Linked DNA regions of Mus musculus: region 1 is linked to region 2. A link is a contact called in ENCODE Hi-C or POLR2A ChIA-PET data. All regions are on one chromosome and are shown on one strand. The core of a region is the stretch at or near the end of the contact, and the rest is flanking DNA. Distances in the headings are between cores, read along the strand shown. Region 1 overlaps Lpp (LIM domain containing preferred translocation partner in lipoma). Region 2 holds the start of A230028O05Rik (RIKEN cDNA A230028O05 gene).

Region 1 (6,670 bases), core at 2,323-4,822, 620 kb before region 2:
TCCTGAGACACGGCTTTTATTCTGAGACAGCATCCTGGTGATGGCAGAGGGAAGTGCTGATCACATGTATGGATGGGGAGTCTTTCTGGTTTGTAACTCTTCTTGGCATAGGTCAGTGGTGTGATTCCTGGTGAGGATTTAGCCTCTCCTACAACTTCCTTATAGGGAGAGAATAAAGATCCTGTTCTGTCCACACACCCTCAGTATCTTTTTGCTGTACAGTAGTAGGTGGGGGGCCTGCTACACCCCCACTGTAACAATAAAAACAAGGATTCAAGATCAGCTGAGAGGCAGCATAGCCCTATGACGAACACAGAATCTTGGTCCCCAGCTCTGCCCCTGTCTTGTGCTCTGTCTACTTTTACCTCAGTTTCCCCACATGTAGAGTGGGCATAGTGATAAAGCTAGCTGCTTCACAGGGTTGTGGGGAAGGTGGAATCAACTAGTATTTCTGAAGTGTGTAGGAAAGTGCCGTATACTGAATACTGTGTATGTGTTAAACAACAGAGTTTCATGGCTCTACCTTCTACAGCAAAGACAGGTGTGTGTGTGTGTGTGTGTGTGTGTGTGTGTGTGTGTGTGTGTGTGTTGGCTCATTTGTGTCCACTACCCTATGTTATCAGGCCTTAAGAGCTTTGTGGTCAAGACTTGCTGGTGATTCACTTGGGTCAGTACAAATAGCATGCCAGTCAACTTAGTTTTGCCTCTGTCATGTGACTTGGCCTCTGAGAAGTTATCATTTCAGCGTCAGACTTTTTCTGAGCCCCCATACTGCTTCAGTGTGTCATGCTTAGAGTACAGTCAGATGAAAGCAAATGGTGACTTTATGTGCACCCACTATGCACATGCCCATGGATGCCAGGTGAGGGCATTGCATCTCCTGGAGCTGGAGATACAGGCAGTTGTGAACTGTCTTGTGGGTACTGGGAACTGAAGCAGGGTCCTTTGCAAGAGTAGGAAGCACTCTATGATACATATTTAGTTAGGGAAATACTTCTTCTTTTCATCATGGGAATGCCTCTGTATTTTTACATGAGCTTAGAGTGAGCCTATGTGACATGCTCAGTGGAGTGGAATTTTAGGATGGCTTCTTTATAGTAAGGAAAGTTGAGACTCACTGAGAAGTAAAGTCTGAGACCTGTGTGAACAACAGCTCCTCTGACTAGTTGGTGACAGCATGTTTTACCACCTCTCTGTTTCCCCAAAAAGATTGACAACATTTGTGACTTTTAAAAGAAGAAGAAGGGATGGAAATTATGCTGCTAATGTTAACATTAAGCTATATCAATGCCTTATTCTTAATATAGCCTAAGACTCATACCTAAAATGTACTTGATTGAGGGAAGAAACCTGGTGAAAATTTCCTAAATTTCTCAATGAAATGACAACGTAGCTCATGCATTTGATTTTTTATTCATCCATCTAGATGTACTTCTTCATGTTTTTAAAGATGCACTGTGTGGCAGGCACCATACTGAGCCCCGATTCATCCATGCTAGATCAGAATGACATATGGTAGGGGAGAACTCAAAATGTGGATACCTCAAATTGACATGTACATGTAAAATTCTCATCGGATTTCAAAAGCTTAGTATCCAAAAGATATAAAATATCTTTTATTTTTTATTTTATTTATTTATTTATTTATTTATTTATTTATTTTCGAGACAGGGTTTCTCTGTGTAACCCTGGCTGTCCTGGAATTCACTTTGTAGACCAGGCTGGCCTCTAATTCAGAAATCTGCCTGCCTCTGCCTCCCAAGTGCTGGGATTAAAGGTATACGTAAATAAATTTTGTTTTTGTTACTTTGAAATGGTATTTGGGTGTGTTGTAATAAATGGAATACACTAATAAAATTAATTTCTGTTACTTTTCAAAAATGTGACTGGCCAGGAAGTACACAAGATGATCTGTGGTACACACTGTGCCCTGAGGTCAAGGGTAGTCTAAAGAGTCAGGGAGGAGACATGGAGTCTTTGTGGGATGCTGGTCTCTGAGCTCCTCTTTATTTATCTTTACACATGTGTCTATGTTCTTCTTTCTTTTTGTCCGAACCTGTTTCAGTCTGGAGAGAGGTGCTCCACTCCACTGTGTGATGCCAACTCTAGTACTTGCCAGCATAGTTTCTCCTGGCCTTTGTATTATTCTCTCTCTCAGTCTGATGTCCTTAGCTTTTCTTCCAGATTTCCATGCTGGCTTCTGCCCTTCTCACATGCCAGAGGGGTAGGGGCTCCAGAACTTTGTCTTGGGTTGTCTTTGAATCTGTGTTCCTGCCGGGTGCGTGAGGTTTTCTGGTTTGGAACTCGTGAGCTGGAGGCCCACGTATGAATGACGTCACTGCCTCTTGGACATTGCACTTGGAAGTCTTTAAAGAGACTCAGTATGTCACTGTCACTGTGGGAAGCAAGTCACTGCTAGCGGAACACAAGGGGTGGGGGGAGGGGTGGGGGCATGGGATGCAGGATGCCCTGTCTTCAGCTTGTATTGTCAGCTATGGTGGCAGCCACTCCACAACCCTCCCTTCCTGTCGTCCTTTAGGGCCCCTCCCGAGCTCAGCCTTTCTCTTAGCATTCTCAGCTGGCCTTCTTTCCTGGTCCTGCCCTTTTTGATTGTGTTCTCTGTTCCTCACGAGTGGAATTATAGACTCAGGAACATGTTCTGGCCTACCTCTATTTTTCAAAGTCTCTAATTTCTTCACCCAGAGTAAAATTCCAAATGTTTTGCATCTATTAAAGGGGAGAGTCAGCAGGTGGTAGCCGTGTCTTCAGGCATGTACCTGGATTCTCTGTCACCTTCTATGGCTTGACACTTGCATTTTCTCCTCTGAAACATTGCCCCCGTCGCCTGCTCATTCCCTTTGGGACTACGGTCCCCTGTGACCTTTGACCTTACTTATCTCTGCTTCCTCCTTTTTGGGCCTCTGTTGAACTTCACTGCTTTTCCTGGAGGGGAAGGGACATTCTTCTCATTTCTGTATCTTTAGTCATTTGTGCCTGACTAAGTGCTCTAGAGTAAGGGGTGCGGGTGTGGTGGGGTGGAATTTACTCAGGTAGCAGTGTGAATGGGGAGGGTCCTAGAAGAGGTGGTCCTTGCTCGGCTGGGGTGACAGGGTGCAGAGGAGATTCTAGCGGTCTTCTAGTCTACTGTGCTGTGTGCTGTAGGGTACAGAGGTACTGCAGAGGCCTGTCTTTCTGTCAACACTGTCCTTTTTGTAGAAAGCTAAGGATAGTCACCTCAGGGGTCTATTTGGGCAAGTGCCCGCTCTTTGCCTGTGAGCTGGGTTATACAACTCAGGAAGCTTTCTCAGCACACAGCTGGCATTGCAAGCAGCCTTCTCAGTCCTTGCTGTGAGCTGCCTCGGAGGGAAGAAAGCCGAAATGGCTGCTTGCATTTGTCTTTAGTTCTCCTGTGGAGTTGCGCTTTTGGATAGCAGCGAGGTGAACTCAGCAGCCAGAGACAGGAAAGAGCCTAGTGAGTCATTGCAGTCCCTAATGAGGTGCATGAGGGACCCCTTCCTGAGAGTGAGGGTCAGGTGAGGTCGTGCTTTGCCTGGGGTGAGTTTTGCCTTGGGGCTCCGGTTGGCACTGGAACAGAGCTGAGCTAATTTTACCCACAGGAGCTGACTGTGCTGAAAAGCAGGGTTTCTGACATTGGCCTTATCATCTTGCTATGCCCAGAGGTACAGCCCTGGTGTGTCTGGACTGCTTTCCCCTGTTCAAGTGAGATACATTTCCCATTAAATGTGCTTGTGGGGGAGCATGGGAAGTGCATTGGCTTCGGTACAATGCTGGAGAGATGGGCTGGGATCCTGACTCTTTACCTTGTACACCAGGCACCAGGGTTTACAGTTGAATGAGTCTCGGATTGCTCATGCACCGACATACTTGGTGACATGACTAAGTGGTGGCTACTTCGTTTGTATTGGTTCTGTGAGGAAAGTGTCATTTCTGTCCCTGTTCTGCATATAAAGAGACATTCACAGAGAGCTCAGGCCACCAGCGAGACCTGACAGAGCTGGGAATTGAATCTGTGCCAGAGATTCCAGGGTGTACACTCCTAGCCACTGGAGCTTGCAGTCTTGATGCGCTAGGTAGGAGTTTTTGCTTATTTTTTAGCCAGGATTGAGTGTTTCTGACCTGCGTGTCATGTCTGAGGCCTTGAGCTCCATGCTGAGCAGGCAGGCAGTGGAGCTGTGTTGGGGATGAGGTCACACTAGCAAGGAGGAAGTGCTGGGTAGTCAATAGCTGCAGAGATGGCTGCAGTTTCTGGGTAGCTCTCAGTTCATCCTCACAAGCCCTTCAGCAGTTAGCCTTCCTAATCATGCTCAGCCAGCCCTCTTACAGATGAGAGCACAGAGGCCCGCAGAGGCCATAGTCCTCAGTGGACTCACTAGGCAGATGTAGAGTTGAGCAAGGCTCTTGGTCTGTGTCTGTTTATCTTCAATTCCCCCATTAACTCTGCTGTGTCCCCTAGTTGTAGTAACAGATAGAACCTGTACCTTGTTTCCAACCACGCAGTGGAGCCATTTCCATACAAGATCGTCTATGGACTTCATCAGTGTAGGAAGAAATGGTCTGAGCAGGGATGGGTGAAGCTGAAAGAATAGTCAGGGCTGCAAACTTAGGGCATATAACAATCACATATGCTCATGAGTTTTCTGGGTCAAGAATTTAGGCAGGACAAAGAAGGAGGAAGAAATCTGCCTACATGGCCAGAGCTTTTGTTTTACAAGGCCTGTGGTCTTGGCTGGAGGAATTAAAGGTTGGGCACTAGAGACACGCAATGCTGACAGTCACAGGTCAGGATGGCTGGATATGTTCTCCAGGATAGATTTTCTTCGCAGCATGCACTTAGTTTGATGGCCTTAAAAGGAAGGTTGAAGGAAGGAGGAAAGGGACAGGGATATGGGAGGGAGGGAGGGAAGAAGGGAGGGAGAGGCAAATAGAGGGAAGGAAGGAGGGAGGGTGAATCCTGACCAACATGCTGTTGTTAGCCAGTAGTTGTTAGTCAGAGGCTGTGTTTCTCTTCTCCATCGGTTGGAGCAGACTCAAACTCACCCATGTTTCAGGGGAGGGGACTTCAACTCTTGCTGCAGTGGCAAAACTCTGTAAGTGCTGGACATGTTGCTGGGGTCACCGGTCAAAGCACCGTTCATCTTTTGGCCAAGATAAGAGAAAGGAGCAAACATTTCTCAAGTCCTGAGCATGGCGCCGGGTGAGGCTGGATGGTCCAGGAGTGCAGCAAGCAAGCCTAAGAGGTGTGAATCTGGAAAACTGTCCAAGCTAGAACCTTTAAGGAAGAGGTCAATAATTTTGCCATAAGCAGGCTTTGTTTTCTGTGGCTTGGTGTTTACATTGACCATAAGCTTGTTGGGTAACTGACTAGATTATTATACCTGTTACATCAGTTTGAGAGTTCTAGATTTATTGGCTTATTGCAATCAAGTGAGGTATTTTTGCCTGTGCATAGGAAACATCTTAGGACGTAGAGTGAGACACATGAGATACAGAGGAATGGATCAAGGAACCAGCTCTTTCTTTTTTTTCTTCCTGTATCTATTAGAAGTGACACTTGGAGAAGCATTCTGTATAGTTTAAGTGGAAGGAATTAATTCAAAGCACGAGGTGCTAACAAAATGGTTGAAAAGATGAGAAGAGTGGGAGTCAGCAGGTGGTGTCTGCAGCTGTGGGGTCTGAACTGATTATATTGCCATGACTAGGGACAGTGAACATGTGATTAGGAAGCCACGGTTGCGGTGCCTGACACTTTGCTGTCCCACCATCCCTGTAGCTGGTATCTGGCCGTGACATTGCCTGTGCAGAGGCTGTTTGACGCCTCCCTTGCACAGTGCCATTTGGGGATGGAAAGAGGAGCAGGAAGGTTTGGATTCACTGTCCTGTCACTATCTCACACAAGAGCTTCTCAGTGGTGGAGCCTTATCGCCTAGTTTTGAGAGAGTGGCAGAAATGCCACGTGCAGCAGGATGCTCTTCTGTAGTGCTGCAATACCTCAGGGCAGGAAAATGGCCCCTTAGCCAACTGAGAGGATATATGTGCCCCTAGCTCATTCATTTAGAAATCTCTAGAGTTATTATCCTGAAATGCTTAATGTTTATAAGTCATCTAGATATCATAGCAATATAATTAAGTATAATATCTACTATTTAAGTTTATTTATATAACTTAATATGCTTAATATCCCAGAAGAGCAGGCTGTTTACCTACATTCAGTTTCTTGATTTGCGTTTTCCTTAGTTTTGACGAGAGTGGTTCATTGGTGATGTTCCAGTTCATTCTAGTCTCTTTCTAGGCTCCATGCACTCACACAGGTTTTTGGTTTTTGAACACATAATTTGTTTTCAGGCTTTTAATAAACACTGACTATAACCTGACCATGAGCCTTACTTGGCAATACGCAGAGATTCAGCCTGGATTCTTCCTTTGGGAGCCCCTACCAGGCAGGGAATAAATCAAATGCGAAGTAAGAATCGTCCAGGAAGATCATGATTGATGTTCTACACAGGAGGTTGGCACATTCAGGGAAAAGGACCGTTCTAAAGGGCTAGGAATGAAGGTGCTCTGTAGACCTGGGAGTCAGAGCTGGAAGCAGTGCCATCTCTTTTTGGGGATTTGAGAATGCACAGGAGTATTCTGTTGTCTTAGTCCCCAG
Region 2 (6,888 bases), core at 1,962-4,461:
ACCCATGGGGGTCCTCCTGGCTTCTTGGAACTTTTGGACTCCTGGTTTCCACTTTTCAGTCTGTTGTCTTTTGACTTTTGCCCCATCTCTGAATCTGGCAATCTTGCAGTCTGGTGAGCATGCCCTTTCCATTCCGAGGTGGGTTTAGCTGCATTTTATTTTATTTTATTTTATCTTATTTTTACTGGGAATTTTTGTCAACTCGAAGTGTCTAGATCTTGGTAGTTCCTCTAGGATGTGCTGTGTTCTTTTTACCATGACCACACATATTCCTGAGCCAATGACCCACCTATAGGTATGTGCTTGGGCTTCTTGATGCTTCATGACACTTAGTGTTTTGTGATAGTCAAAGCAGACACCAGTTTCCCTTGGTATTAGATATTTATGTGCTCCTAGCATGTCTTTGCTTACTTATCCTCCTCTTGAAGGCCTGGACACGATCCACTTTCATTCGTCAAGTTTGATCATGCAGAGTTAATACATAATATTTACCAAATCAGTGCCCTAACAACGGAGTTACTAATGCTGGCTGTGAGCTGTCTTAGAGAGCACCGCAAGTTGTTCATGTATAGTATTCAAATTTAATCTTGGGAGAATTCCATTCTAAAAATGAGGAAAACATAGAGTGGCTATTTAGTGTGTGTGCACTTTCAGATAGGCATTATTCTAGGAAATCCCTATATATGTTCAGTTTTCATTCTACGGAGCACTTTACTGTGTGCCAGGCATATATTTTATCCCTTTACATTTAAACTCATTTTACCCACATAATTATAAAGCATGCACTATTGTTACCCTCTTGTATTTGATAAAATTGAAATTCATGGAACTTAAAAAATATATCCAAGTCAAAAAATAGAATTCAGATTCCCAATTCAGTAGTCTGGTTGAAGAGACATTCATTCCTTTCTGGTCACTGGGCTCCTTCCCCAGTCAGCCCTGCAGCACAGCCTCTATAAGCCGTGGTTATGTCCATTTTCACAGAGAACAAAGTAGACACCCACACAGATTAAATACCTGTACTGCAGCCCAGAGCTGAACCTCGACTGTGCTTTGAACATTCATCTGTTTTCAGAGACACGTGACAATTTTCAGCTTAGGTACATATGATATTGTCCAGCCATATGAGAGTTTTACTGTGCTCGGAGGGTTGGCCTGAACACAATGTATGTTGGGGAGGGTGGATACTTATAAATCCTAAGATGCAGAACTTCCTTTCAAGAGGCAAGTAAAAAGCTATTAAAATAATCTCTACCCCCCAATTTCTGTTTCTTTCAGCACGGTATTTCGACGGTGGTTCTTTAACCATTCACACTGAACGAGGAAAATGTTAAGTTTAAAATGGTCAGCAAAGGTGAGGTGGAACTTGTGGGCCTAGGTGGTGAGACGGACAGCCTTTCTATTTAAGGCCAGATGCACTGGCTGGGTTTAGAGATGTTTAGAGAAAAATAACAGTTCTCTACACCCAGATTCATAAGTGTGGACAAAACTGGTATGGTGATGTGGGGACCAGAGAGCAAATAATCAGATTGCTCACAGCAATATTTCTCTGTGACTGAGTGGGCTTGTGGTCGGATCTAAGAAAGAAGTAAGTGTGTTGACCTCAACTCAGGATGCAGACAGGCCCACTTTGGGCTCTCTCCATACAGACTCACCATCAGATGACCATGAGCCAGTCATTTCCTCCCTCCAAGACTCTTCAAGGACTCCATCAAATGGGCATGAGGCTCCATTGTGCTTATGCAGACTGCAGTTGGTCATCAAGGTCATGGAAAGTCTTGGCTAGCTGTGAGTGTGAACCCGAGGTGGGTGTAAGACGCTGACAGGGAAGGAAGTTTTGCCCCCTCTGTAGTTCCTCACAGGGCATTGTGCTGACAGAGCCGTAACAGATTGACTCATACAGAACACTAGGGAAAATGGGCATGATTGCCAGTTCCTAGGCCTGGAACTGGCTTCAGCTGGTTTACTGGTGGGATTCAGGGATGGGAGGTGCAACGGGTAGGTGCCACACTCAGGAAAGAGGGGTATTCTAGAAGGAGGGGTGTTCTTCCGTGCCAGAGGTTCAGGATGGGAGACGTTAAGCTCCAGTCTGGGCAGGCAGAGGAAGGGGCTGGCAGGACCCCATGCTTCTCTTTAGCTTCACACTGACTTCCCGCTCTCACAGACACGTCTCAAAACTCTGTCTCAGCCTCCGTTTCTCCAGCTGTAAATTGCAAAGACCCTACTTTTCAACATTTTGAGAAAGGCCTAGTACCCTCTCTCATCTACTCTGCGAGACTACTAAGGAGTGGTGAAGTTGTTCCAATAGTCGCTTGGTTTCTGCCCTGAGCTCAAGTTCTTTTAAGCCAGTTCTGGAATCCTTTGGGTGGTGGAGCGCACAAGGATTCCTGTGTGTCAGTAAGTGAGCGTACGTGACAGAGGGCTTTTAAATGAATCACTTTGTATATAGCAGGGCCGCACCTGCTCCTCAGACTCTGAAGGCAGTGCGAGCAACAAGATCATTCAAAAGCGCCGCTTTCCATTCAGGTCTATAATTAGCCAGCAGGCTGTTCACCCCTGGAGCTGCTGGGACGGGCCTGGGGCAGCCTGGAGGGGCGGAGCCGAGCCCCTAGGCCCGCCCCTTGGATTCCTCCTCCCGCTGTCCTGTCGGGTCTCCGGTTGTTCTCCCCACCCCCATCTGCGTTCTGGACCGTGCCGGGCTCTACGGGGCAGGATTCCTGGAGGACAGGGCCTGTCCACCCTCCTTTCGGGCTCCCTCTCCAGCTAAGAAGCCCCTCGAGGGATGCGACTCCCCTGGAGCAGCTGTATTTAGAGTGGCATCCTCTTCCCCGCCAGCCGGCTTCTGCGTCCCGCTCTCGGGGCTACCGCCCGCTCACCCCGCCCAGCTCTCCGGGCCCCTCCCAGCCGCCTCTCCCTCTTTGTCGCATTACATAGTAATCTGAGATGCATTGGATGGGCTCCAGGGAACAGAATGTACTTGGCAGAGGCGCGGGGCTTGATGTCTGCAAAATGTCGGAAACTCAGCCAAGAGCTGCTAACTGGGTCATTAACCTCCAAAAGCGAAGCGAGGGCTGTAGGCCCTCTCTGCCTCCCTTCATCTCGCCAATAAAAGTGCCTCAGTGTGAAGGAAAGAAAAAGCCCAAGGTTGGCTGCTTTGATTTCTAGGCACTGAAGGCAGACCGGTCTCCTCCCCCTGCCCGCGCCCCAGCTCCTCCCGGCTGCCTTTCTGTTCGGAACCAAGAGTTTACAAGTGGCCTTTCAAAGGCCCAGCAGCCCTGCAGGGCCAAGCTGCAGCATCTGTGAAGATGTTACCCTCCGCCCTTCCCAACCGCACAGCCTCAGACCCATTTTCTCCCCCCTGGGTTGCGAGGGAGGGGTAAGTTTGGAGGTGGGGCGAAGAAGAAAGTTCTAGTTTAGTCCTTCGGCACTATTCTGCTCCTCCCCCTTTCTGCTTGCTACTCCTCTTCCTTCTACCCTTCCCCTCCTTCCTGCTGGAAAGCTTACGGTGCTCCATATACAAAGCCTGGCTGATGAGCTCCTGGCAGCAGCTGTCAATCCTTTCTCTGCCTGTTAACTGTTACCTGTTCTCAACCTACCTCACCAGTTGGTCTTAAGGACCAAAGGAGAAAGTCCCTCTTTGATCCTGTGACCTTCAGGTCTCTAAAAGCCTAAGGTCTCTAAAGTCCAAAGGAACTCCGGACTTGTAAGTCCTGGAAAGTAAGCAGAGAAAGAGTCTCCCAAAGGCGAAATATCAAAAAGGGAGAGCCACTAAAATCCACCCCCTTCAGATTTCTGGCCATGTTGGACTGCCAAAAAGGTACTTCCTGTGATCATCCAAACCCATTTCTCCGTGGCTAGAGACTCAGGGAGAATTTGGTAGTGAAACCCGGAAGTGGTGTCTTCCTCAGATGAGAGTCCTTGATGGAGAGAGAAGACCACTTGCCCAGCAGAGACAAAGCAAACCCGGGGAGGGGAGAATTGACTTGGCGAATCATACTTAGAAACAGATGTCAGCTTGTCTACACAGTAGGCCAAACCCAGCCCGGGGTGCCCATGTCATTCTTGCCGCGGTCTATGGCAGGCATATCCGATTGACCCTGCCTTTCCCTGAGCATCCCACAGAGGCTAGTTTCTGGGCTTGATGACCTCTGCCTGACTTCCTACTGCCATGCCTCAGTTCCTCTGTAGCCATCAAATCTCAACTTGGGTGCCCCCACCTCTCTTGCTGCCTTCTTTCAGTTTTTCTGAGAGATTTACTAATGTCCTCCAGATAACCAGTCCCTTTGTGCCTGTGTTAAGTCTCTTGTATGGGATATAAGTTATTATATAGTTATTGCTCCATGGGTAGAACTCATTCCTTGTCAATATCAACACCGATGGCAAAGGCCACCCAGCACCCACCCTTCTTGATTTGCCTTCTCTTTGTTTAGGTAGGCCTTCTATCTATCTATCTATCTATCTATCTATCTATCTATCTATCTATCTATCTATCTATCTAATATTACATATATTTTATAATAATTACATATAATTTATAGACAGGGATTATCTGTGTAGCCCTGGCTGTCCTGGAACTCGCTCTGTAGACCAGGCTGGCTTTTGACTCAGGGATCTGCCTGCCTCTGCCATCTTAGTGACGGGATTAAAGGTGTGTGCCACCACAGCCTGGAGTCCTGAATAGCTTCCTTCATCACGCTAAAATGTCTGGCTTGGGTTGCATTTTATGTAGTCACCTTACTGAGGGCCTTTATGTGAGTGTCTGGCTTGGTAAAAGTCATAGCTTGCCTTGAGGGCTGTCCTGGGGCTGGCCAACCCTTCTGTTCTCACCAGTCTTCTGGAGGCAGGCTTCCATATACTCTCTTCTTCCTCCCTTGAGATAGCCTCAGGGCAGGAAAAGCCGCATTTTCTTTTTGACAAGTTTTCCCGGGATTTCTTAATACTCTGATTCCACAAGAAGTAGCTCACCACAGCTCTTCTTATGCTTCTCAGCACCTACACAGAAAAACTGTCACTAGGTGTTATAAAAGAGGCCTTAGACTCCAGAGAAGCGCACCGCCTGTTTGGGGACGAGTCCCCACTTCCCACCTTAACTGGATGTTTGGCCTTGCCCGATATTTTTCACTGTGCACATCTTCAGAATTCTCACTACAAGTTTCCCAAGAAGCCCACATTTTGGGAAGCTCAGAGCTCCTAGGAAAATATAAAAACATTTCAAGTTCCTTTCAGAACGTAGAAAAGACCAAGTCCCTTACTGTTCGCATCACAATAAAGAACTTAATCAAAAGTGAGCCAGTGCAAGAAGCATGAAGCTGCAGAAGATATTAAAGGTTTGGAAATAACAGCAAGCAGGACGGCTGGCCTTGTGAATGCTCCCCCCTCCCCCCCAGTGTCAGGGTGCCTGGGCTGTCTCAGCTGACTCACCGCTAGCTGGAGATGAATCATATTCCCTTTCTGTGTGTAAGGTCTCATTTCCTTCACCCCCCCCCCCCAATAAAACAGGCATGTTTATTATTCCTACCATGCAGGAGGGATGGGAAGTTTTAAGAGTCCTTGATAATTACACAAAAAATATTATTAAAGTAAAAATTAGCTGCAAATATGTTTTTTTCTTTCTGGTGAGGCACAGAGATGGGGAGGTGTGGGTGGTTCCCCTCGGATGTTGCTGTGGCTTCTGGAAGCCTGGCTCACTGACAATAGGACCCTTGAAGCTGGAAATGCGTATGGGACCAATAAGCTCTCCTTTAAGTCACCATGAAACCCAGATAACACAGTCGCCCTCTTCTAAAGGAAACTGTCCTTGTCCTCCCAGTCAGTTTATCTGTGGAGGTAGTAGTGTTTATGGTCTGCTTGAGTGGGAGAATGAAGCCGAGGAGGTGAGAAGCCCAAACTCAAGATGTGGCACCTGGGACAGGAACAGGAGGCAGGCAGAGTGTGGAGGGCTTGAGTACTAGGTTGGGCCAGCAAGCTATTCCTGAGGGCTATGGGATGCTAATGCTTGTCATTGAGCTGGGCCTCGGCAGGATGTGAAGAGCGTTTCAGTGAGCTTTTTGGCTGTTGGATGGAGGGCAGCAACCTACTGCAGCCACTTTGATCCATTTGAGCTTTGCTTTTCCTCTTTTTGGAAATGAATGATAGCTCCTTGGTAGTCCGGCCATGCTGTTTTCGTGCAGTAAAGACCCCAGGGAAACAGTGCATGTGTGCATGTGTGCATGTGTCCTTGAATAGAAGAGGTAGGAAGGAGGTAACCGACTTGTTAGGCACAAAACCAACTCCAGAACTTTGTTATCTGGGGAGGAAGCCTAACCCAGCCCAACATCTTAGCCAGGTCTAGTCGAAAAGAACCCCTGGGTGTCTAGAGCACAGAGATCTTTATCTAGGACACAGCATAGTAGATCTGCAGTTTAGGGCCTGGCCACTGACCTCTGTCTAGACTTGTCTGCCATCTACTTCTTAGTCCATCTGAGACACTTGCATTTGAGAAGACAGCTATGCCTCCATTCTACGCAGTTATTCCTTAGCACTGTATCCTGCATTAGAGTCCCAGGAATCTTTATAGTTGGGTGGCTAGAGAGCTTCAGAGCTGAAACTTGAAAGTCCAGTTTGGTGTTTCCTAAGGCTTGCTGTGAGACCCTACAAAGGACGTTACTGTAATGGTGCTATCAAAGTTACCTAAGGACCTTTAGGCAAAGATTCATGTAAAAATGTCTCGGGAAGGTTCAACTTGCACTGAGCCCTTGGGTTTGAGGATGTATACTTGTATACCTGCTTTATAGTTGGTATCAAAACAGCTCTCAATTTAGATACTATTGTTTCAAGGAGGCTTACATACACAAGCAAGTGAAGGAATAGAGATCAGCTGGACCCAAGGAAATGTAGCAAGTGAAGAAC

Evidence for each region. Hi-C counts contacts between places; a loop is a spot of excess contacts on that map. ChIA-PET counts read pairs that join two places held with the same protein, here RNA polymerase II (POLR2A).
Region 1: a map of heart shows a loop between it and region 2 (3-fold over the local background). The contact joins the enhancer-like site here to the promoter of A230028O05Rik in region 2. A Hi-C loop is called at or near these places in 1 of 37 maps with a recorded cell type or tissue (heart). POLR2A ChIA-PET finds 5 or more read pairs at or near these places in 1 of 5 experiments (Patski).

The regions. Positions count from the first base shown.
Region 1 is chr16:24,431,268-24,437,937 of GRCm38, forward strand. All of the region lies in intron 1 of Lpp (LIM domain containing preferred translocation partner in lipoma), which reads left to right. Among named protein-coding and RNA genes, the nearest start is that of Gm24440, 28 kb to the left of the region's middle. Within about 2 kb of position 3,573, at least 2 of the 3 ENCODE cell types and tissues checked have a DNase peak (open chromatin) inside an H3K27ac peak, as active enhancers do; they include heart, where a contact is called at or near this core.
Region 2 is chr16:25,056,428-25,063,315 of GRCm38, forward strand. It overlaps A230028O05Rik (RIKEN cDNA A230028O05 gene), which reads left to right and starts at 3,212. Exons shown (of 3, transcript NR_040374.1): 1 at 3,212-3,376.